Linked DNA regions of Homo sapiens: region 1 is linked to region 2. Evidence: chromatin loops called from intact Hi-C (ENCODE). Cell type or tissue: HepG2. All regions are shown on one strand. Each heading gives the region's core, and the rest is flanking DNA. Links, peaks and the distances in the headings are about the cores only.

Region 1 (12,767 bases), core at 1,673-9,672, 63 kb before region 2:
GTGCAATTCAGAGGATCAGACACTCCAATTCCTAGGCAGCAAGGGTCAGGCATTTGGGGTAGAGACTGTCTACCTAGCTAGCATGGCCTACAGAAGTTTTCCTTGTCCAGAAGGATTCGGACACATGTTTGAATGCCAGTCACATGTTTCTCTGGGTCCCTCAGAATCAGATGTCCGGGAGTCCAGTTCTGGTGAGGGTATAAGGTGGTACAATTCTTCAGAAAGTTATACAGCAATATGGAGCAGAAATCTTCTTACAACTGGTTAAGGGTAAAGGCTTTTGGTCTTAACAAGGCATGTTTGAGGCTCAGGTCTGCTACTAACTAGCTGTGTGACCAAGGGCAGTGACAATCTCTTGAAGTCTCAGCTATTTCTATAAAATAGATCTCATAAGACCTCCCCCTACATATTTCTTGTGAGGATTCAATGAAATGGTGTATGTAAAGTGCTTAGCACATTCCCAGTTAATGGGAGTTGTCAATAATTCCGTTTCCTTTTTCTTTTTTTTTAGAGTCTCACTCTGTTGCCCAGGCTGGAGGGCAGTGGCATGATCTCTGTTCCCTGCAAACTCTGCCTCCTGGGTTCAAATGATTCTCCTGCCTCAGGCTTCCGAGTAGCTGAGATTATAAGTGTGTGCAACCAAGACCGGCTGATTTTTGTATGTTTAGTAGAGACGGAGTTTTGCCATGTTGGCCAGGCTGGTGTCGAACTCCTGACCTCAAGTGATCCACCCACCTTGGCCTCCCAAAGTACTGGGATACAAGCATGAGCCACCGTGCCCAGCCTAGAATAAGGATATTTACCCTGGCATTTTTTATATTAATGAAAACCTGGAAAGGATCTAAAGATCCAGTATGAGGGCAATAGTTAGGCAGACCATGAGCATACACACAATGAGATCCTCTGCAGTCACAGACAATAGGGGTTACAGAGACACACGGAACAAGTCCACATGCTGGCATATTGCAAGGAAGTTGCAGCTCTATAAAAGACATGCAGGATAAAGACTGGGCATGGATCTCCAGGAATGCTAATATGTAGTGGAATGAAAGTAATGGGATTCAGAATGAATTTGTCTCTTTTCCCTAACATTCCAGATTGTCTATCAGGCTACCGGGTAATTTTTACAAACCAAAAATTACCTGAAAAGAGCAGATTTTGCACGGATCTGGCCAGAGAAGTGAGCTGGGCAGCAGCCCTGGGCCCTGGTGGCTGAGTTTGGACCCTTCTTACTTAGTACAGTGGAACTTCAAATAACCAGGATGCAGCCAGTCAAGACCCTCGTGTGACTGGAGAGTGTTCAGTGTCTCACCCATTAGGAGACAAGGTGTGCAGTCGAAAGCACTTGGCTCTGCATGCAGGTTGTCAGGAGGGGCACCTCAGATCCACAACCAGCTGCAAGCCCCTTAACCCTTAAGACTCAGAAGACAGCCCTACATCTGGGCTGTGAAGATTAAACAGGTGGCAGATGCCTGTAATTATCTCCCTCCATACTCTCAGCAACTCTGTGAGGGCCAGTGCCCCAGCCCCTACTGCCACTTCCCAGCAGGGAACAAATGACTAGCTGCCTGGCAGAGAGATGCACCCCGGGATCAGTGTGTCACTCCCTGCCTTGGCCTTAGTCTGCACACAGTGTGCCATCATGAGGGGCCCGGCGGCTCAGACCACAGTGCTGCCTTTCAGAGCCTGCCATTGGCTTTTTTTTTTCTTTTTCTTTTTTATTTGAGACGGCGTCTCACTCTGTCACCCAGGCTAGAGTGCAGTGGTGCGATCTCGGCTCACTGCCAGCTCCACCTCCCGGGTTCACGCCATTCTCCTGCCTCAGCCTCCTGAGTAGCTGGGACTACAGGGATCCACCACCATGCCCGGCTAATTTTTTGTATTTTTTTTAGTAGAGACGGGGTTTCACTGTGTTAGCCAGGATGGTCTTGATCTCCTGACCTCGTGATCCGCCCGCCTCGGCCTCCCAAAGTGCTGGGATAACAGGCGTGAGCCACCGCGCCCGGCCACCATTGGCTCTTTCTAAGCACCCAGTTGGATGGGCAATTTACCTATACCTGGCAGACCAAAAGGAAGATAACTTGGGGCCTCGCAGCTGTGCGCACCCCATGGAAACCACCACACAGCATTTTTTTTTTTTTTTGGAGACAGAGTCTCGTTCTGTTACTCAGGCTGGAGTGCAATGGTGTGATCTCGGCTCACTGCAAGCTCCACCTCCTAGGTTCAAGCGATTCTCCTGCCTCAGCCTCCCTAGTAACTGGGATTACAAGCATGTATCACCACACCCAGCTAATTTTTTGTGTTTTTAGTAGAGACGGGGTTTCGCCATGTTAGCCAGGCTGGTCTTGAACTCCTGACCTCAAGTGACCCGCCCGCCTCGGCCTCCCAAGGTGCTGGGATTACAGGTGTGAGCCACCGCGCCCGGCCGTGGCCTGCTTTTAATAGGAGGGGAGCTGTGAACCTCACTGTGCTCACTGCCGTAGCCGTCGTCCCCACCAGTCAGAGAAGCACGTGAGGATAATTAGGTCTTAACAAAAAGCCTGGAGAGTAGAGAAGAATGGACCAGGCTTCTGTCATCAGACAGCCGATCCTACCATTTTCTGGCCCTGAGAAACCTTGGGCAAGTTATGAAAGTCTCTCTGAGCCTCAGTTTTTCTGTCTGTTCAATGGGAAAGCTACCACCTACCTTTGACAATCTTTTTTATTTTATTTTTTGAGATAGGGTCTCGCTCTGAGGCCCAGGGTGGTGTGCAGTGTCATGATCTCAGCTCACTGCAACCTTCAACTCCCCAGGGCTCATGCAATTCTCATGCCTCAGCCTCCCGACTAGCTGGGACTACAGGTACACGCCACCATGCCCGGCTAATACCTCTGACAACCTTAAGGGATGTTGGTGAATGTCATTCCTCTTTCCTTCCCCAAGAAGAAACACTCAGGCACCAGTGCACATGGTTTCTTTGGCGGTGAGAAGACTGAACAGATCCGGTTCCCAACTCCAGCCTTCAGGGAGCCAGAGAGGAAGGGTGGCCTGCTGGGCAGGCCATCATCTCATTTTAGGATGTGGAGCTGTCTCTCTGGGCAAAGCCAGACTAAAGATGAACCCTGAAGGGCCCCGTTCCAAGGACAGCATCAGAATGTCATGGAGAGAATGAAATCAAGAATTCTGAATGCTGGCCTGGCCACTTTTCAACTGGGTGACCTTGGGAAGACTGGTCAAATCCACATTCTGGGCCTGAGCTCCCACTCGGGAAGAAACGATGCTAGCCCAAGAGGGCCTAGAAATCAATGGGTGCTCCACCGCGCCCCCTGCTGACTGGTGTCTGACCCACAGCCTCTCATGCAGGATCCCTCCTACCCCGATCCCTGCCCCACGGAAGCCCCTGGGCGTCACATCAGCTGTGCTCTGAATAGTAATGGAAGTAGCCAGTACTTCTTGAAGAGATTTAGTAACTGAATATTAACCAAGTAATGTTACCTGAAAAGTAAAGGGAATGTTTCCCCCACAAATCTTCAAAAAAGTCTTCTTCCAATTGCCAACGGCCAGTTTTAAGGGACTAGGAAACCTATCATTGATTCAGAAAGAAAATTTGACACAGGAAAATTTCATTTTGGGAAAATGCAAGTCAACCAAGAGTCAGCATGGGGACTCCCTTTTAAGGCCTCCTTTAAAAAAATCGTCCGTGCTTGCGCCTAGTAGGTTTTCAAAGATACTTGCTGAATGAATGAATGCACGAATGGACAGATGGAATGATGGAGGGATGGACATCAGCTGGGAAGGAAGAAATGAACTTCAGGGGTGGACTGGCCAGAGAGTGGCTGGCTAGTGTTTCTGGGCCCTGATGAGTCCCAGGATGCTCAGCTACTCCAGGAGACAGTCTTACTCTTAATCAGCCCCATCTTGCTGTCCACAAAGCTGGTTATTTTATTTTTGAGACAGAGTCTCACTCTGTTGCACAGGCTGGAGTGTGGTGGTGTGATCTCAGCTCACGGCAGCCTCCGCCTCCTGGGTTCAAGTGATTCTCATGCCTCAGCCTCCCGAGTAGCTGGAATTACAGGGGTGCGCCACCACACTCGGCTAATTTTTGTATTTTTAGTAGAGACGGGGTTTCGCCATGTTGCCCAGGCTGGTCTCGAACCCCTGACCTCAGGTGATCCGCTCGCCTTGGCCTCCCAAAGTGCTGGGATTATTTAATGTGCAATTGGAAGTGAGAGTTGGGGCAAGAAGTCAGGAGGAATGAATCTCTCCTCTCCACTTCAAAGATCCTGCATCCCCTTCTGCTGCCCCAGTCTTCTAAGTTTCCCAAGCACTTTGATATTCCCAGTGGAGATGAAGATCTGTGATTCAAGAAAACCCAGGCCAGATTAAAGGGCCAGGCACCAAGTCCGTGTGCCCAACACGGAACCACCACCTGACAAAGGCCCATTAGGATCGGGCCCCTGCTGCCAGCCTGGCTTCTCACATCTCCCAATACAATGCCGACAGATTGGTGGAGCCGGTTTCTTCCCCCTCCCCCGAACAATATTTTATGAGGAGTCTGTTTTATTAAAATATTTTCCGCTGGATGCTTCCTGTGTTTCAAGAAGTTGGTCCTGCCAGCTGGAGCTGATGACAGTTGAGAAAAACACATCCAAGTGCTGTTGTGACATGGCATTTGGAAGGGGCGGAGCACAGTGGGGGGGTGGGGAAGCAGCATGGGAAGAGGCGTAGAAAAACACCCGGGTTGCACTAGAAATACCACTGGTATTATGGGAGAACAACTTCCCCTTCCTCGTTAAACAAACGTGAACAGAAACCCTTGGAATGATGTCCTGAAACGTACCCCTCTGTCTCCTTGTGGGCCCGAGCCACTGTGACGTACGCTCACAGAAAACCTGTCATTTGTTTTCTATCACTGGTAGTTTGCCAACCACCAAACTGGCTCCCATGCTCCCACTGGTTTATTTCAACCCCAAATATTTTCCAACAGAAGTAGAAAACAGGGCATATTAAACAAACAACAAACCAACCAACCAACAAAACTAAAAGTGATACTGACACAGTTCAGGTGATAAGCAGGAAAATGGGATTATCAGACACCGGCTCTTTGGCACACACTGCGAAGTCAGCCCCTCTGCCCAGTCTGGAAAAGCAACGGCGTAAGTCAATGTGATGAAGAGGTCCAGCCTCTCGTCGGGAACTTGGCCGCAAAATGGGTAATGCTTTTCTGTAGGATGTGGAGTGTAGCTGGTGTTGCAATGGTGTTTCTGTGTAATGCAAGAATATTCTGGGTTTACATCTCAATATCAACAGGCCTGTGACCCTGTATCCTGGTACAGTGTCTAAAAGGTTTAGTCCAGTTTTAAAGAGGGGACTTCAAAGAAATGTGACAAATTTCATCCCCTTAAGGAGGAATCTTTAGTCCGAGGCACTCAGGTGCCATGCAGCGTTCTCTCCATAAGGGGGCAATCATAATCCATCCCTCATGTTCCCACCAGGCTATTGTGCAGAGCAAAAGTTAAACTTAACCCAGCTTCAGGAGTCCTCTCTTCCAAATGTCTAATAACTGAGCATCCTTGTGTGCAAGCGCACACGTGCACACACACACACACACACACGCACGCACACATATAATTCTGGAACTTTCTGGGCAAAGTCTGAGGGCTGTCTGGGTGGGCTGGTTCCTTAAAGACCGTACCCTCGCTATCAACCAGAAAATCCTGGAGAGCTGAAGTGAACTGCAACTTGGGTTAGGCCCCAGCTTGACAGCTCGAAATCATTTTTTTTCCTTCTTGCTCCAACTCTGACTGGGACCTGCCATGTCCCTTACCTTCTTTCCCATTTTCTGAGAGCCAGACAGACATGGGGGCCTCCCCCTTTCCACCCAAAGGACTTCAGGATCCCTGGGGTAGTTTTTCTGACTCCTCCAACAATCCTAGACCAAGACGAACTCATGCACTTTTTCAAGGCATCACAGGAAGTCAGCGTGTAGCCGCTGAGTTGTCTGGATAGAGACTGAGGGCTGTGCTCCTTTTGCGGACAAAGGGAAGCAGTGCTACCTTCTGCAGATGGCTCTGGTCTGGACTCGGGGCTATCTGCAGCCTTCTGCCTCACCCCACCACAGGCAGGTCCACTTCAGTCCACTGCTTGTCTTTCTGCCCCCCTCATTCACTTCATCTACCCCACGCCTCCTGAGCAGGTGACTCTAGGCCAGTCCTACGGGAGGTGCTGGGCATAACACCCAGGGAGCTCCGCGTCTCAGGGAGATGGGTAAGAAAAACCACAGTAACATAAATCCTCCGGCACAGGTGGGCAAAGGGTCCTGGTGGGTCTGGGGCAGTGGATGAGGGCAGTCCTGTATATAGGTTCTCGGCCATGGAGGCCTAGGAAGGTGGGTGGATCCAGTTCAACACTTGGCCTCCTTCACCAGGTTCTAACCCTCACCTACTGACTCGGCATCTTCAGCACAAGAGGCCTAGGACCTTCTTCTGAACCCAGCAAAGTATGCTTTGGACCCCACCCCTCGAAATCCAGCCCAAGTGCCCGGCTCCCTGGCCTCTGGGGCCTCCCACTGGTGTGACAACCAGACCGAGTAAAAGATCAAGTCCTGTTCCCTGAATGACCCCTTTGTGAAACACCCGCTGGGAGCCCCGGGGAAGCCTCACAAAGGCCGGGGCTACACGCTTGGGCTTCGCAAAGTGCTGGCTCCGCAGACACAGGGTTCTTACAGACAGAGGGGAGAGGCACAATACTCACTGCTCAGGGCTCGGCACAGACGTCCTCCGGCCTTCCACTGCGATGTTGCTCTTTGGTCTCTTAACAACATGTGGACGAGGTGGGCGCACCTAGAGGAGGTACAGGGGGAGAGCCCCAAGAAGGAGTGAGTTGGAAAAGCCATACAGGTACATTCTGAACATTTGGATAAACGGCCCCCCCAAAAAACGTTTAGGGATTTTCAAAGCTACAGGCTACAAAAGCCCAGCCTATCACAGAAACATCACCATCTAATAGGCAGCAGACAGACACATTAACTGGAATTCTGTGGCCTATTCAAATCAGAAGGGTGCTCCTGGAAAGCTCGGTTTCTTCATCTGCAAGATGAGGATAGTTCCATTGGCCTCCTTGCAGGGCTGTGGTGAGGGTCCAATGAGATGATGTCTACATAGGACCCGGAACAAAGAGGCCCTTATCAATGACAATTCCCTCTCATCTTCCTCTGATGCCCAGAAGCTGGTTTTGTAGAAAGAAAAGGTTGCGCTTACACTTGTTTTTAGGGTGAACATGCTTAGTTTGCTCTTTTTACAACAGAATCACAGGGTGCTTATTTTCCTCTCTAAATAAGAGAGGCATGAGAGAGTGCCACTACAAATCGTCTTTCTGCTTCCCAGAGCATCCCTGTGCTAGTCCTCCCAGCAGGGTTCAGCCTGGATGCTGCCCATCTTGTGTAGCTACATGCACTGAGCAGACCTAGTGGGAGGGTCTGCAGTGGGCACATCAGGAAGGACCCAACTTCCTAACCCCACAGCTGCTGCAGCAGCGGGATGGGTTTTTCTGACCCGCTGTCTCTGAAAGCGAACATGAGGGCCCACAGAGAAAGACACCCTCATCCCCTGCCAGAGTTCGTGATGGATGTTAGGCTGAGAATTTCTAGGTGCCCTTAGAAGGATACTCATTTGGTCCAGTCGACATTACATGGCTTTAAATTTGGCATGGCCATCTCTGTACACTCCCAGTGCCCGAGAGGGATGGGTTGAGAGCTAAGCTGAGAAAGTCTATCTCTGAATTTCATTGCTGATAAAAACAACCGAGCCTGCCGGGGCAGGGGGCTTGCTTTCTCCACGGATGGGATGCCACAACTGCTGAGTTTCCAGGACAAGACAGGGAAGGGAAGCAGGCACACACTCCACCTCCTGCCCACCCTTTGAGTTTCCAGGACAAGACAGGGAAGGGAAGCAGGCACACACTCCACCTCCTGCCCACCCTTTGAGTTTCCAGGACAAGACAGGGAAGGGAAGCAGGCACACACTCCACTTCCTGCCCACCCTTTGAGTTTCCAGGACAAGACAGGGAAGGGAAGCAGGCACACACTCCACTTCCTGCCCACCCTTTGAGTTTCCAGGACAAGACAGGGAAGGGAAGCAGGCACACACTCCACTTCCTGCCCACCCTTTGAGTTTCCAGGACAAGACAGGGAAGGGAAGCAGGCACACACTCCACTTCCTGCCCACCCTTTGAGTTTCCAGGACAAGACAGGGAAGGGAAGCAGGCACACACTCCACTTCCTGCCTACCCTTTGAGTTTCCAGGACAAGACAGGGAAGGGAAGCAGGCACACACTCCACTTCCTGCCCACCCTTTGAGTTTCCAGGACAAGACAGGGAAGGGAAGCAGGCACACACTCCACTTCCTGCCCACCCTTTGAGTTTCCAGGACAAGACAGGGAAGGGAAGCAGGCACACACTCCACTTCCTGCCCACCCTTTGAGTTTCCAGGACAAGACAGGGAAGGGAAGCAGGCACACACTCCACCTCCTGCCCACCCTTTGAGTTTCCAGGACAAGACAGGGAAGGGAAGCAGGCACACACTCCACCTCCTGCCCACCCTTTGAGTTTCCAGGACAAGACAGGGAAGGGAAGCAGGCACACACTCCACTTCCTGCCCACCCTTTGAGTTTCCAGGACAAGACAGGGAAGGGAAGCAGGCACACACTCCACTTCCTGCCCACCCTTTGAGTTTCCAGGACAAGACAGGGAAGGGAAGCAGGCACACACTCCACTTCCTGCCCACCCTTTGAGTTTCCAGGACAAGACAGGGAAGGGAAGCAGGCACACACTCCACTTCCTGCCCACCCTTTGAGTTTCCAGGACAAGACAGGGAAGGGAAGCAGGCACACACTGCACTTCCTGCCCACCCTTTGAGTTTCCAGGACAAGACAGGGAAGGGAAGCAGGCACACACTCCACCTCCTGCCCACCCTTTGAGTTTCCAGGACAAGACAGGGAAGGGAGCAGGCACACACTCCACCTCCTGCCCACCCTTTGAGTTTCCAGGACAAGACAGGGAAGGGAAGCAGGCACACACTCCACTTCCTGCCCACCCTTTGAGTTTCCAGGACAAGACAGGGAAGGGAAGCAGGCACACACTCCACTTCCTGCCCACCCTTTGAGTTTCCAGGACAAGACAGGGAAGGGAAGCAGGCACACACTCCACTTCCTGCCCACCCTTTGAGTTTCCAGGACAAGACAGGGAAGGGAAGCAGGCACACACTCCACCTCCTGCCCACCCTTTGAGTTTCCAGGACAAGACAGGGAAGGGAAGCAGGCACACACTCCACTTCCTGCCCACCCTTTGAGTTTCCAGGACAAGACAGGGAAGGGAAGCAGGCACACACTCCACTTCCTGCCCACCCTTTTTCCTGAACATCGTACCCCCCACCCCCCAGAAGCTTGTGGGTGACACGGCACGGTGGCTTAGGGACACAGATGATAGAAGCTGGCTGCATAAAAGACAAGTCTTTACAGAGTCTTGTCAAGCCCTCAGGTCTGCGCACGTCTGATCTAACCAAAGTTTTTCCTGTGGAGTGGCCAGTCTGATCTCAGACAGGTTTGGCATATCAGGGATGTGGTAAACACCAAAGGCATTCCACCAAACTGGCTGTCTTCATCTGTGGGGTGATTGTGAAGCCCGGATACAGGGAAAGTCCCCCCAAGGGGTCTGGTACACAATGGGGGCTCAATAAATGCTCATCCTGCTCCTCTGTGACCTGGATGTCCCTTCTTGTCAACAACAAAAGGAAGACGATGAGTGGGTGTCTCTGAATTAGAAGATGAGTTTTAGGATTCTCTTACCCCTGCCTCGCATTCTGTGGACTGCCTGGTATGTCATGGTTGCTCAGCAAGATTTTTAGAAACGAATGAATGTTGCTGCTCGGAATCTGAGAAGTGCATAATGACGCTGCGAGTATCATCGTGATTAGAGCTGGGCCTGCCACACAGCTCACATTCAGTCAACACGTGCTGAATAAACAAGTGGGTATCCCTGCACCCCTTCTGACTCTGCACTGGTTTCCCCAGCTCTGGCAGCTGGTCAACAGGGTCACCTGGCTGGAATGATCCCCACCCCCAACTTCTGCCCACAAAAGCAGGAGTGTGGGTAGGGTGAAGGAGCAGTTCTGCCCCTGCCCCGCGGGGCCCCGGGGCAGAGCTTTCAGGAAAGGTCAGACTTTAAGGCCTGTCAGCTCATCCTTGCACAGGGCTGCTCCTTGCTACAATAAAGGCGGGTTAAGAATGTGAACTTGTGGCTGAAATGGGGGGATTAAGTTTGTGGCAACTTCAACTGAACTTGCAACGTGGTGAAACATGGGGAAAAAGAACAACAGAGCTAATTAGACGAGCTGAGCTGTCAGAGTGCCGCTGAATGGCTCAGCGCCAACAAACAAAAGGAATGGGTTGGCAATCAGCGGGATCGGTGGAGGAGACTGCTTCATTAGGGATGATAAAACAGACAGAGCAGGGGGGGAGGGGCGGGGGGGTGGGGAGCACGGAGCTGGAGCCTCGGAGGCTGGGGAGGGAGAGAAAGACACGCCAGACCCAGAGGCGGTTGGTCACCAGCATGGCTGCCGACCCACCCAGAGTCACACACACCTGACTAGTGTGGACAAAGCCAGACACAAAATTACACTCACAGACCTGACCATCCCGAGATACATCGAGGCCTCCAGACTTCCGTGTACACACTATCTCACAAATACACACTCACAGAGGCACGCGCAAGAGGTGAAGGCACACGTATGACTCACACACTCACACACACACCCCCTCACACACACACGGTGGCAGACCACAACCAGGCACAGACACACACAGACAAAACGGTTTAATGAAGCCCGAATCACAGACGATGCAGACAAGTCTTGTCATATTTCAGCGATCACACCCATGTTTCGGGGGTGCTTAGGAAGGGTGGGTACTGGTGATGAAGGAAGAAACCCACAGGCACACACAACAGTGACTGGCCCCACCGGTGTGAGGATCCCAGCCGCGTCCGGGGAGAAAATGCTAAACAGAGATTTCCAGCTCTGTTCAAGGGGGACTGGAGGGGAAACTTGGGAAGCCAGCCAATTCCCCACTGGATTTAAAACCTGAGAAATCTAAGTCGGCAGGGTTAAATGTGTATTGAATACAAAAGCACTGAGTACATTTGATTTTAATGGTGAGCAAGAAATAATAAATACAGAGCTTATAAAGTGCTTCACACGCAGGCCGACGGCAGCCTGCCTTTCCCTGGCAGGCCCCAACCCATGCCCCTTCGTCCAGGAGACACTGGCATGGTTTTCTTCTGCTCTTTCTTTTTTCTTCTTTTTAAAAAGAAAACCCAAATCTTCGGGTAACATCTGAACTCCAGCCACAGGTGCCAGGCTACAAAGCTCCTTCCAGAAAGGCTGAATGGCTAGACCCTCCCCAGCCCCTGCTACCCTGGGCCAACGGCTGCACTTCTGTCTGGAAAGTTTGTGGCTACGTGACCCAGCAAAGCCACACTGGAGGCTGATGGCTCCTGACATGGGAGCTTGGTAGGCTGTTCTCTTCGAGGCCCTTGTGGGTTCCATATGCCGAGTCTCCCCGGTTCCCACCTAGTCTGTAGCAGTGTCCACTGGAAATGCTTGCATAAATGCATTTAGAATAAATGGTCCTTAGGGGCCCAGAAAGCACAAATCTTCTATGACTCCCAAATTGGCCTCTTAGTGGTGATGCTTGGCAGTGTAAGTTCGGGGGACATGCCAGGGACTGTGCTAGGTGCTATACATACACAACCTCATTACCTTTACCAGGTGGTATTGTTAAACCCATTTTACAGATGATGAAACTAATGCTCAGAGGTGAGGATCCTGCCTAAGGTCGCACAGCCAGGAAGTGGCCAAGCTGTAATTCAAACCAGGGCAGGCCTCTCTGACTTCCAAGCCTAGGAGAGCTGGTTCTCCTAGGCATCCTGCCTCTTCAGCATGCCATCAACCCAGGAGGTCCAGCCAAAGCTAGCGCCAGGCTAGTCACCTCCTGCATTAGCTCAGCGCCTGAGGCAGCTGCTACTCCGTGTCTCTCACAGCGTCTGTCTCCCGAGTCCTCAGTTGCCAATGGATGTGGCAGCCCACCCCGCAATCTGCACAGATCCCCACACCAGTGAGACAACACAGAGTCCACTGTAGCTGTCTCCAATACTTGAATTTTTCCAAGGGGAATGATCCTTCCCTGAATCATGGCTTCCAAGATTCCCTGCCCGCCTTGGATCCCAAGCCTCGAAGGGGAATTCTGAGAGCTACCTGCTGCTGACTTTGGCTTAAGGGGAGGCTGTTTGGTAGAAAACAAAGAGAGACAGTGGAGAGAGGCAAGCTGGGCTCAAAGGCAGGACTTATCATCAGGCCTGTCATCATCCCTGTGGTGTTGGCTACAAATTAGGGAGATGGCATCTGCCTGCTCTGGGCTGGACAAATGAGACAATAATTACACAAGTGCCTAGCACAGTCCTAGGCACCATAAAAGGTGCTCAATGAATATTAATTCTCTTCTCCTCTGTGTCTCTGCCAGACCTAACATGGCACTGGAGATTCCACAGACAGTTCAGCTGCTACTGATTCATTTTTTTCTTGACTGAATTTTTTTTCTTCCCGCAGCATTTTATATAGGTTGAGCATCCCTAATCTGAAAATCCGAGATCTGAAACACCCCAAAATCCAAGACTTTTTGAGCCCCAACATGATGCTAAAGGAAATGCTCACTGGAGTATTCTGGATTTTGGATT
Region 2 (12,767 bases), core at 2,835-10,834:
AACCTGGAGGCAGAGGTTGCGGTGAGCCAAGATCATGCCACTGCACTCCAGCCTAGGCAATAAGAGCAAAACTCCGTCTCAAAACAAACAAACAAACAAACAAAAAAACAAAACAAAAAAACAAAAACCCAAAAATGAGCTGAGCCAAGTGTGTTGGCAGGTGCCTGTAAGCCCAGCTACTTGGGAGGCTGAGGAGAGAATTGCTTGAACCTGGGAGGCAGAGGTTGCAGTGAACTGAGATGGCGCCATTGCACTCCAGCCTGGGCAACAGAGTGAGACTCCATCTCAGAAAAAAATAAGATTTTATACAGAAGGAACCCTGTTACCTGAGTTCCATAATGCAGAGATCAGCTGCTCTGGAGGACCTGGGGGTAGAGCAGGGGTGCTGGCTGGGTTCTCCAGGCTTGGCCACCTCCTCATCCCCCAACATCCCAGGCATCTTTGCAGTCCCTAGGCCACTGGCTGTGGGACATACTTTGAAAACCATTTACACAGTGACCTTAAACAATAGCAAACTGAAATTTTAAAATAATTAAAGAACGGGGATGATCAAAAATAAAATATACTATCCAATCGATTTTATGCTTATGCTGTTTGATAAGCAAGTTTGCTTTTACCAAACCATGTTTTATGAGTCAAGAAGACGATACCCTGAGTTAAAAAAAAAAAAATCCTATCCGTATAGAGCTAACACCTCACTTTTTCTTTGAACATGTTTGGAGTGCTTATCTACACAGACAAGTCTTTAATTTCAGCGGTGTATTCTCAATTCTGAAAGATCAGACTTTCAGATCTTGAGCTGAATTAAGGGTAACACCCCACCCCCCAGCCCTGGTAGCAAACACAGAGATGTTTGAAGCTCCACTTTTATACTATTTTAATGAGTTGCATGAGTGTTAAATTTACTGTCGAGCTTCCGTAAGTTCTAAGAGTTCTTCCTGCTTAAATCTAGCCAATATTAACTCAGAAGCTGGGCAGACTTATTGCACAAGGGCTGTGAGGATGACCCAAAAATATTAGGGTAAGGAGAATATTTATTTTTATACAGTTACACCCTACCTAATTTTACAAAGGATCTGAGGCAGCTTATATGAGCATCTAAAACAACAAAGAAAAACATCAGGGCTGCCAAATACATAGATATATAAAAAGTATTTGTTTGGGAAAAAAGTAGCTGGGTATGTATGTCCTATGTGGCATCTAAGTTAAGTTACAAAATTAGCTCTGAGCTTCCTGGCTGCTGGAGCAAGAAGGAAAACAATGCAAACTTTATTTTGTGTACGAGAAAAAAACCCCACACTAGTTCCTTGGGAAAAATAGCTTTATGTGCCATTTATTACTTTGGCATGGGTTTACATCTTCCTTGCTCAACAGCTGAGAAACCAGCTAGTGATAACTAACACAAGCTCAGCTAGAATTCCATTCCTGTGGCTTGGAAGTTTTGTTCTCACTCTTGGGACCAGAGCAGGGCAATTAATTCTCTCTCCAGGTGATCTCATCCATGCACACAGCATCACTCATCCACTGATGACTCCTGACAAATCCTGGCAGCTCAGACACCTTTCCGAAGCTCTATACCCATCCATCTCAACCTCCACCTGATGGCCTGCTGGCGTCTCAAACTCAAAATAGCCTGAAACTTCCAATTACTATCCCATCAAGACTGCGCCCCAAATCTATTTTTTTCTTAACTGTCATTATCCACAGTTACCCACAGTGGACCTATCAGACTTTCTAACTCCTTCCTATTTTACCTGTGAATTGTCTCACGCTCACCCCCGGCTCTCCATCTACGCCTACCTTGGCGTAGGCCTGGACAGGCTTAAACCACGGTGGAGGTTTAACTCCACACTCCTCTCCTGTTTCGTCCCTCTTCTACTCCAGCTCTTCTGGCTAGAGTGCTTTCTAAAATGCAAATTAGACCACATCACTATCCTACTCAGGAACTCTGCATAGATGTTACCTTTGTGCGATTATTTGACTAATGTCTCTTTTTCCCACTAGACTATATGCTTCACGCAGGCCGGAATGGTGTCTGTTTTGTTCAACATTGTGCACCTGGCAACATATGTGGCACACACAAGGGCCCAATAGGGGTGAGGAAAGGGAGAGCTCCTTAACCAGCAAACGCACCCTCCCAAAGCTGACCCTGGCTTCCTTTCCTAGAGTCCTTCTGTGTCACTTTGCCTCTGCTCTTCCACATACCTCATGCTCCAAACGCATCCCATGATCACACACCACATCCTTCCTTCCTCACCTTCTTCATTGCTTTTGCCAGTTCTATTCCTTCTGCCTGGACTGTCCTCCTGACACATGCAGGCCTCTGAGTGGCAGTCACTCATCCCAGTGCCGTGTGCACTCCTGGGTGCTGGGATAGTCTTCACTGGTATCCCCTCTCACCAGGAGCTCAAGGGGCCAGAGGCTGAACTCATCTCTGTACGCCCCAGGAAGAGCCCAGCCCCTAATCAGAAGCTCAGGGATGCTGGTTAAAGAACCACGAAATGAGTTGAACCCTGCTTCCAGCCACAGGAGCCTTGTGTGGTCTCAGTGTGTCTCTGACACTGTTTGGCCTGATGGTAAAGAGGTCTCAGAGCTCGATGCCAGGCAAGTGGCACCCATGCACAGGGAGTTGAGCTGCTCCAAGGAAATGCTCACTGAAGTGGCTGGCAGTCACTCCTGGAGCTTTGGCTCAGGGTTGCCAGGAAGAAGTCTGCTGAGGGCCCGATACATTCAAGAGAGTTTGCAACCAGATTCGTAGATGAGGTAGTCTGAGGCAGAATTTAGCTGCAGGAGAGCAGAAAGAATCTCGCCTTTGGGGAGACATAAACATTTTGGGCCTGTTGTGTGCTCACGGGAGGTGATATCCCCCGGACAAGATGTCTGCGCCCTAAAAATGCAACAGGACATGGGCATGGAAGGGAAAGAGTCAGGGGAAATGTGACAAGGGGCTTTTTCTGAAAAGAGCTTAAAGAACAGCATCAGATGTGTGAATTAGACATGGGAAGAAAGTCTATCACATGGTGTAGTGTTACCAGGGTGGGGTGGGGTGGGGGGTAAAGTGTCCACAGGAGTCCAAAGAGGAAACGGCAAATTCTCCAGGGCGGCAGGTCAGAAAACATGATAAGTGGACACTTCGGCTGCGCCTGGAAGGGTGAATAGGACTTAGGTGAGCAAATCCTGTCTGTTCAGGGCCCAACTCTTCTATCTTAATCCTGCTGCAAGGCAGTGACGTTGTCACCCAGAACCATGCATAAAGGTCTGAATGGCACCAGGCACAGAGGGCTCTTTTCCCTGGAGCAACTCACCTTGTAAGACAAAGGCAATAATCATAGTTTAACTCTCTGTGAGGCACAGTGCTACGCACTTCACAACTCTTTTTAACATTCTGGAAACTTTCATGAAGTCGAAATTACACTCAAATTTTACAGAGGAATAACTGAGGTAAAGACATCTGCCCAGGTGACAGGATTCAGACATTGCAGAGTCAGGGTTAACAGCTGGTGGCTTCCCAAACCCAGGTGTGCAGCATGCATGTGGTCTACTGCAGGCCTGGCTTCTCCCTGCAGCCTCAGTCCTAAATGCTTGCCCTGAGACCTCCCTGGACAGGAGAGTTCTCTTTAAAATTGGAACCCTGGCCAGGCACGGTGGCTCACGTCTGTAATCTCAGCAATTTGGGAGGCTGAGGTGGGCGGATCACCTGTGGTCAGGAGTTCGAGACCAGCTTGATCAACATGGTGAAACCCTGTCTCTACTAAAAATACAAAAATTAGCTGGGCGTGTTGGCGCACGCCTGTAACCCCAGCTACTTGGGAGGCTGAGGCAGGAGAATCACTTGAACCCGGGAGGCGGAGGTTGCAGTCAGCCAAGATCACACCATTGCACTCCAGCCTGGGCAACAAGAGTGAAACTCCATCTCAAAAAATAAAAACAACAAAAAAAATAAAATTGGAACCCTTTAGGTTCTCCTGCACACAAAGCACCAGCCCTTCAGTGACAAACAGCTCCTGGGAGTAAACAAACCGCTGTCAAGGCTCTTTCTGCCACAGGCCCAAGGTGAGGTGCCAAGCCACTCCCACCAGCTCGTCCACCTGCGTCCTGCAAGTAAAAATGGCGGCCCCCACTCCATTGTGCATGGAGAAGAGTAAGGCAAGGTGTCTCATTATTCTCCCCTGAAGTGCTGATTTAGTTCTACGAGGCTGATTAAGCCCTTTGTCTTCTTAGGTGACATTCTAGGTGCTGGGGCTACTGGCTGATAGCAGTGTTAATTCAGGGAATTCAGGCCGTGAGTGTTCAAGCTTAGATCACATTAGCAGAGTTTTCCAAGTATGACCTGAAGGACAGTAAAACACAGCTGCTTAACCCTGTCGAGAACTTTGTTACAAAAAGACAAGTTTTACTCCTGGATTATCTTCTTGACATATGGAATCCATCGGAAACACTATCATTAATAAGTTGAATCCTTGTTAACAGGTAAAATTGGTGATTTCAAAGGTTTTTGATACTTCCAGAAATAAATGACTCTATCCACAGCATTGCTGATATTTTTATTGGCATAAAAATAAAATCTCTCATCAGATTTTTCAGCAAGTTTCCTTGTTCTGAAGACCCATAGAGTATTACATTCTTCTTTTACTGATTTAATTTTTATCAAAATTCTATGTGCACATTTATGAGATTCTTATGAGAAATGGAAAGAATCTCAGACCTCTTTATGGACCTTGCTTAACATTTAAAAGAGTTAATGTCGGCCAGGAGTAGTGGTTCACGCCTGTAATCCTGGCACTTTGGGAGGCTGAGGTGGGCGGATCAACTGATGTCAGGAGTTCAAGACCAGCCTGGCCAACATGGTGAAACCCCATCTCTACAAAAATACAAAAATTAGCCAGGCATAATGGCAGGTGCCTGTAATCCCAAATACTTGGGAGGCTGAGGCAGGAGAATCACTTGAACTCGGGAGGCAGAGGTTGCAGTGAGCCCAGATCACACCATTGCACTCCAGCCTGGGAGACAGAGCGAGACTCCAGCTCAAAAAAAAAAAAAAATTAAAAATAAAAAAACAAATAATAATAAAAAGAGCTGATGCCTGCTGGGCTTCATACCTAGGTGATGGGTTGATAGGTATAGCAAACCACCATGGCACATGTTTACCTGTGTAATAAACCTGTACATCTTGCACATGTACCCCATAACTTAAAAACAATAAAATACAAATTAAAATTAAGAAAACACATACTTTTGGAAGATCCATCCACACACCCAAACATTTTTAAAGCACTTACTATGGTCTAGGCTCTGTGTTAGGGGAATGCAAACACGAATAAAATAGAGTTGGTACAAACAGTAATAACTAAATGAGGGATGAGAAGTGGATGAAAATATAGATAATGTAAGAATGGCAGAACATTATGTTCATAGCAGCTCTACTCACATCAGCCAAAAGATGGAAGCAACCCAAGGGTTCATCTGTGGAGGAGCGGATAAACAAAGTGTGGCATATACACACAAGGGAATATTATTCAGCCCTAAAAAGTAAGAGATCTGATACATGCTGTAACATAAAGGAATCTTGAAGACATTACGTGAAGTGAAATAAGCCAGTCGCAAATAGATCAACGCTGCATGGTTCCACTTGTATGAGGTACCTAGGGTAGTCAAACTCACAGAGACAGAAAGAATGGTGCTTGCCAGTAGCTGGGGCAGGGGGAAGGGTGAGTTTTTTAATGGGTACTGAGTTTCGGTTTCGCCAGACAAAAAAACTTCTGGAGATGGAACAATGTGAATATACTTAATGCCACTAAACTGTGCACTTAAAAATAGTTAAGATGGCAAATTTTATGTATATTTAAGGACAATCAAAATTTTTAATTAAAACTTTTTTTTTAACTTAAAAAATAGAATAATGGAATATTTATAGCAGTGGAAGCTGGGAGATGGGTTCACTGACTTTGTATAAGTTTGAAATTTTCCATAATAAAAAGTTAAAAAGGCCGGGCACAATGGCTCATGCCTGTAATCCCAGCACTGTGGGAGGCCGAGGCAGGCGAATTGTCTGAGGTCAGGAGTTTGAGACCAGCCTGGCCAACATGACAAAAACCCATTTCTACTAAAAATACAAAAAAAAAAAAAAAAAAAAAAAAATTAGCCAGGCGTGGTGGTGCAAACCTGTAGTCCCAGCTACTCAGCCAGCTACTCGAGAGGCTGAGGCAGGAGAATCGCTTGAACCCGGGAGGTGGAGGTTGCAGTGAGCCAACATTGTGGCACTGCACTCCAGCCTGGGCAACAGAGCAAGACTACGTCTCAAAAAAAAGAAAAAAAAAACATTAAAAAGAAAAGCTCCTGTATCAAAGAATCCTGTCTAGTTCAGGGAGCAAATAACAACAGTACAGTGTGACAGCTAGCACACCAGAGGGCTGGTTTTTGTCTTTGATTTTTTTTTTTTTTTTTTTTTTTGGTAGAGGCATCTGTATGGAAACTTAAAACTCTGTTTCTATTTGATCAATTTAGATGACACAACATGGTGGAGTGAGAATGTGGCTTGGGTGGAAAGACCTGCATTTGAACCTTGACCCTGACTGTACTAGCTATGTGCTCTTAGGTGACTAACTTGTCCCTCCTCGTCTGTGACAATTATACAATGCCAACCTACCTCACAGGGTTGCTTTGAAGAGTAAAACAGATGATAAACAAATAGATTCTTTCACAATAGACTTTCAACAAATAACTGTTTCCCCTGAGGGTGGAGATTGGGTCTTACCAGGGCTGGCAACATAATATGCAAGACCAAATATAAAATAAATATGCAGGAAAAAAGTGCTGTTAAAATATAGAAGTGCCGAACTAAAATATAAACCTTTTTTCTTTTATGGTGTCTTTTTAGACCTATCATGATGCTTTTAAATGTACTATTTAATGTCATTATAAGAAAAAATAAAAATGTAAATTATATTGGCATGAACTTTGTCATTTAGCTTGGCCTTGTGCAATGCCAGTTTTAAATGCTAACTCATATGTACAATTGTATTTTATAGCTTGTACATGCATTTATACATTTGTATTTTGTTCTCATCAGACAGTGGAAACACTGCACAAAACTAACGCCATTGTTTTTATTTCTTTTTTTCTTTTTTAATTTTTTTAGAGATGGAGTCTCGCTCTGTCACCCAGGCTGGAGTGCAGTGGCGCGATCTCGGCTCACTACAAGCTCCACCTCAGGTTCACACCATTCTCCTGCCTCAGCCTCCTGAGTAGCTGGGACTACAGGCGCCAGCCACCACACCCGGCTAATTTTTGTATTTTCAGTAGAGGTGAGGTTTCACCATGTTAGCCAGGATGGTCTCCATCTCCTAACCTCATGATCCTCTTGCCTCAGCCTCCCAAAATGCTGGGATTACAAGCATGAGCCACCGTGCCTGCCTTTTTATTTATTTATTTTTTTTGAGACAGAGTCTACCTCTTTCTCCCAGGCAAGAGAGCAGCGATGTGATCTCTGCTCACTGCAACCTCTGCCTCCTGGGTTCAAGTGATTATCCTGCCTCAGCCTCCTGAGTAGCTGGGATTACAGGCACCTGCCACCACACCCAGCTAATTTTTGCATTTTTCATAGAGATAGGTTTTCACCATGTTGGTCAGGCTGGTCTCAAACTGACCTCAAGTGATCCACCTGCCTCGGCCTCCCAAAGTGCTGGGATGACAGGCGTGAGCCACTGCACCTGGCCTATTTCACTTCTTGCTATCTGCACATTCTCTATCTATCTCCAGCTTACTGATGAGAAAGGTAAAGGAACCATGGTTGTTTTATCTTTGCCTTTCCTTCTATGTCATCATTTTCAGGATAAATGGTTGGCTAAGTACAAAGTAACATAAATAAGAAATATGATAGGTTTCCTTGGTCATTCATGTTTCTTAGAACATCACAGGCTGAGTGGGGAGGATCTCTTGAGCCCAGGAGTTTGAGACCAGCCTGGGCAACACAGAGAGACCCCGTCTAGACCCCATCTCTTAAAAAAAAAAAAAAAACTAGCCGGGCTTGGCTAGTGGCTCAAGTCTGTCATGCCAGCTACTCAGGACGCTGAGGCAGGAAGAAGTCTCGAGCCCAGGGCGTCAAGCCTGCAGTGAGCCGTGATCACACCACTGCACTTCAGCCTGGGTGACAGAGCAAGACGTCTCAGGAAAAAAACCCAAAAAAACAAAAACAAAACAAAACAAAACAAAACAAAAAAACATTATTGCCTTCTTTCTGTATTTGAAGCAAGTTCTGGTTCTAATGGAAAGTGTGGCCTCTTGGGGCTGTCAGACATGGACATGTTTACTTTGTGAGCACGTAGAGTCCTGCTGAATGTCCCCACATCCTGGGTCCACTGGAATTTGGTGCTGCAGGCACTAGAAAATTGTATGGGGTTGGGATGGCGAGGCCCCATGGAGACACATGTTCTGTGCGTGTCTCCTTTGCCAATGTCCTTACTCTACTGTCCCATTTATAAAACACCAGTTCAGGCCTGGTGTGGTGGCTCACGCCTGTAATCCCAGCACTTTGGGAGGCTGAGGTGGGTGGCTCACGAGGTCAAGAGATGGAGACCATCCTGGCCAACATGGTGAAGCCCCATCTCTACTAAAAATACAAAAAATTAGCCAGGCATATTGGCGGGCGCCTGTAATCCCAGCTACTCAGGAGGCTGAGGCAGGAGAATCGCTTGAAATCAGAAGGCAGAGGTTGCAGTGAGCCGAGATCGCGCCACTGCACTCCAGCGTGGGCAACAAGAGAGAAACTCCGTCTTGAAACAAAACAAACAAAACATCCCCACACCAGTTCAAAGGTAAAAATGTTAGGAATTTCAGGACGGTGACAGCAGAGCATTAAGCCAAGCCTGGGGCCCTGTGTGACTGCACAGGTCCATGCAGGTGGGGCCAGCCTGGTTCCTGAGCATGACACTCAAGGCTCTAAGTGACCTTCTCCAGCTGCCTTTCTTGCTTATGACACCCTGTCCACCTCACTCACACACACATCTCCTCCTGCAGAGGTTCTGGGCTGTCCACCACACCCTGAGCATTTTGTGCACTCTCACTCCTGGCTGCCTTCTTCATGGTACTTCCTTGGGGAAACCTTACTTGAATCATTCAGATGAAGAGGACCTCATTTCCCACTAAATGTCTCCACCAACCACCACCTGTACCCAGGTGGACTGTCCCCAGCACACTGCAAGTTCCTAGAAGGCAGGCTCTGATTCATGGTCACTCTGAGAAGTGGCAGATTGGGGGGTTCCACTCTCAGCTCTGCTCCTTGCTGCTCTTGGTGCCACCCTGGGGAAGTGACTACACCTCTTAGATCCTCATTCTTGTCACATGTAATGTGGGTAGAGCTACCTGCCTCCGGGGACTGCTGGGGGATTAAGCAGGGATGAATGAGATGGTGGAGGTTCACAGATCTCATCCTTGGCTATTCACCAGAATTACCTGGGTTATTTTAATCCCCAATGCCAGAGTCACAGATTTTGAAATTCCCCAACTGACTCCAGTGCAGCTAAGGCGGACAACCCCTGGTACAGGTGAAAGTGACCAGCACAGAGCCTGGACCCACTTGACAGTCCTTTTTAAAAACTTAAGAATAAAGCAAGCTGGGGAATTTGGCCCTATTTCTCACCAGCAGTCCCATCTCAGTTGCATTTTGTTTAAATGCCTCCAAATTCCCTGCTGGGGCCTCAGCATCCCTCCCAGAGCTGGGAGGAGAACGCTGTGCTGGTCTGACGGCTTCTTCTTACAGGGTCAGCTGTGGCAGCTGCCAAGGAGCCAGGGTGAGGTCCCGGCCAACATGGAAAAAGCTAGTGTGGTGTCTGGCCTAAAGAATGCCAAGACCTTGTTTACCAGAAAGCTGAGAGAGTGGGGACAGCAGGCTTAGATGACAATGACTTCAGGTTAGCCAGACACTGGCGTGAGTGTGAGGAGAAGGCAGCCAAGGTCTGCTGAGCTCCTGTTTGGGACCAGATGACCTGCATCCTTCACTCACCAAATCCTCGCCAGAAGGGAGATCTTCTGAAATGATTTCCACTTCATGGATAAGGAAGGGATGCCCATACAGGTGAAGCACATTGCCTAAGGTCCCAGGGCTCATGGTCTAATGACCCCTGAGCCCACACACACTCCTTCCCTGCCCTCAGAGGGCCTGGGTTACCAGGGATCCCAGGACCATCAGGTGGACTTGGGAAGGTGGGTCACTGCATGGCTATAGTCAGATGACTCTGGCTGGGCTGGGTGGGGACATGCCACATTTTGGGGTGACAGGACCAAGGCAGCTTTCTGAACCATTTGCACGGTGGCCGAGGCATGTCAGAAATAGACTCCCAGTCTGGGCCCCTGTCACTATAACAAGCCCTAAACAAAGAATCAATGTCTCATCGTGAAGCCAGCTCACTGTTCAGATGATTTAAGTTAGGGGAAATGTGGGTGTCAGCCCAGAGCTACTCTGATGATTTGCAGGGGCAGGCATGGCCGGGCTGCCAGTATTTGCCCATTCTGGCCGGCCGCTCTGGTATTGACAGAAGCCCCCACACGCGCTTGCTAGATTACAGTAAAGACATTCAAATCACAGGCGTGTCGGCCCACGCCTCGGCTCCTCTGTGCCAGCAGCCCCTTCCTTCTGCATTAACCGAGACAAACAGGGAGAAGTCAGGAAATTCTGATTAGTGCAGGAACGGCAGATGAGCTGGGAGGCCTGTGGAAGCTAAGGAGACACAATGAAGGTGGTATTCATGCATACTAGCGTAAGATTTTCTTCCCATAAGAAATGCAGATGGGAATCGGCTCTAAGAGGAAAGCAGGTGCAGTGATTAAAAACAGCTACCGCTTGCTGAGCCCTAAACCAGCACTGGGTGGTTTTACATGCATTAGCTCACTTACTCCTCACAGCATCGCGTGAGGTAGGTAGGATGATGATCTCCATTTTACAGATAAGGAAATCAAGGCTCTGAAAGGGGACGTCACTTGCCTGAGGGTGAAGAACTGGGCAATGACAGGGCCAGAGTTTGAAACGAAGTCTGTCTGGCCCTGGGGCTCATGCAGCACAATATTATTTATGTTTGATTAAGAGAGGTAATCACAAGATTGTATTTGACATATCAATGGCCACTCAGGGCTGCCCTAGTAGCAATTCAGACAGGGATTCTAAGGTGATGTTGAACAGAAAGGGCTTTGGAGAAATGAAGTGGGTTTTGGCTGCACTCTATGCCTGCTGTAGCCATCTCGGCTCTTGGAGCCTCTGTTTCTTACAGATACAATAGAGGTAATAGCTATGTCATGCTCTAGGCATTCAACCCCATTACATAGGGTGAGTCCACAGTGCAGCGGTGGCGCAAGGTGAGAGCTGACATGAGTGAGACGGTGACGACCCCTGTGCTGCCGCAGAGCTACAGCTCTCTCCCTAGCACAGAAACCAAATGGGGGCCCACTGAAATCTCAACCTCAAACACCTGCTGGCTCAACCACGTGGCCAGCGCCAGGGGTTGCCTCACTCTCACCAGGGGCCAGATTCCCGGTTTCAACACAATGACACTTGCATCCAAAGTCCCAAGAAAGGAAGCGCCAAGCTGATTAGAGATTTCTGTTTCCCTAGTGAGGAGAACACGGTTTGAGGAAGTGCACTGGAGAGAGGACACGTGTCAGGGACCTGATAGGCCCCTAGAGCAACAGAATCTATCTGAAACGCAATCAGCCGCAGAACCCATGTAGCTGCAGCAATGGGAATATGAGACTCATGGATCTCAAGGTAAAAAAGGACATGGTGATAAAACAGAAGAGGCACAAATTCGTCTCCACAAATGAAAAGCCCTAACCCCCTAACTGAGGAGACAGGCCCCCCTGAAGGTGTGCTGCCCACCCATCGCTTGGTGACACAGTCCTCTGGGGGGTGCTCTGTGGCACTGTCCACATGATTAATTGTCAGAATTATTTATTAGCCCCATGACTCCCTTATTTATTATCACTCCTCCTCCGAACGTCACTCATGCAGGGCTGAGTCTCTGGTGTTGAAACGGGCCTGGTACACAGGAGACTTCGGTAGGAAGTTTCTAGTCGTGAGCACGTGGCAGCATCAGGAACTGGAAAGAGCGCCAGGGGAGTCAAATGCCTGACTTGGTCTGGATTCCTTTTCCTTGCCTAGGCCTCGGTTTCTTCCTCCGTAAAATGGGAAGCTTGGAAAGTCTCCAAGGTGCTTTCTAATGTGAATGTGTTGTTTCTAGATATAGAAAAGGCTTTTCTTTACGAGGTCTGCCACAACCTCTCATAGAGAAATGTGTCACGATGCACAGTGCATGATGGGAGAGTCGGGAACAGTGAAAGACACTGCGTGGGAATGCAGGCTCTGCCACTTAACATGTCTGGAACGTGGGGCAAGTCCCTAACCCCTCAGAGACCACCTTCTCATCTGCCGAATGGGGGAGCTACTTCCTACTTCACAGGGCTGTGTGGGGATTGACAATCGAGGCATGGAAAGTGCCTAGTGGGGGGCTTGACTCTTAGCGGAGGGGCTAAGAAAGGATCTGTTTTCCACCCCAAATTAGGATGGTTTCCTGCCCAAAGCAGATGGCAAGTGATTGTACTCAAGCAGCCCCATTTCAGTGCATGTGACACGCGCTACCTGTGCAGGACATGTGACAGGGCAGTGGAGGCGAGACCGCAACGTACAGCAAGAAGAAAAGGAACCTCCACGAAGCTGCCTGCTAGGGCTGGGACGCCGCAGGACATGGCAACTCTCTGTGGCTGCACGTTGACTTCTCGTA

The links. Hi-C counts contacts between places; a loop is a spot of excess contacts. Peaks named below come from ENCODE experiments on the same cell type or tissue, not always from the same donor. Only the 100,000 strongest peaks of a DNase experiment are listed, where the experiment ranks them.
Region 1: it touches region 2 in a loop (4-fold over the local background); 3 of 110 quality-filtered maps call a loop at or near these places.

What each region holds. Positions count from the first base shown.
Region 1 is chr9:123,396,669-123,409,435 of GRCh38, forward strand. DENND1A (DENN domain containing 1A) reads right to left here. Exons shown (of 24, transcript NM_001352964.2): 21 at 6,734-6,822. MIR601 (microRNA 601) reads right to left here and starts at 5,935; the gene lies at 5,857-5,935. RefSeq lists enhancers at 1,257-1,757, 5,938-6,559. In HepG2, for the core only: CTCF peaks have their summits at 3,310 (motif pointing left) and 5,446 (motif pointing right); a DNase peak (open chromatin) is centred at 5,443.
Region 2 is chr9:123,458,882-123,471,648 of GRCh38, forward strand. The region is part of intron 13 of DENND1A (DENN domain containing 1A); the gene reads right to left. Among named protein-coding and RNA genes, the nearest start is that of MIR7150, 20 kb to the right of the region's middle. RefSeq lists an enhancer at 11,389-11,683. In HepG2, for the core only: no CTCF peak of the experiment used is centred there; DNase peaks (open chromatin) are centred at 6,600, 8,320 and 8,840.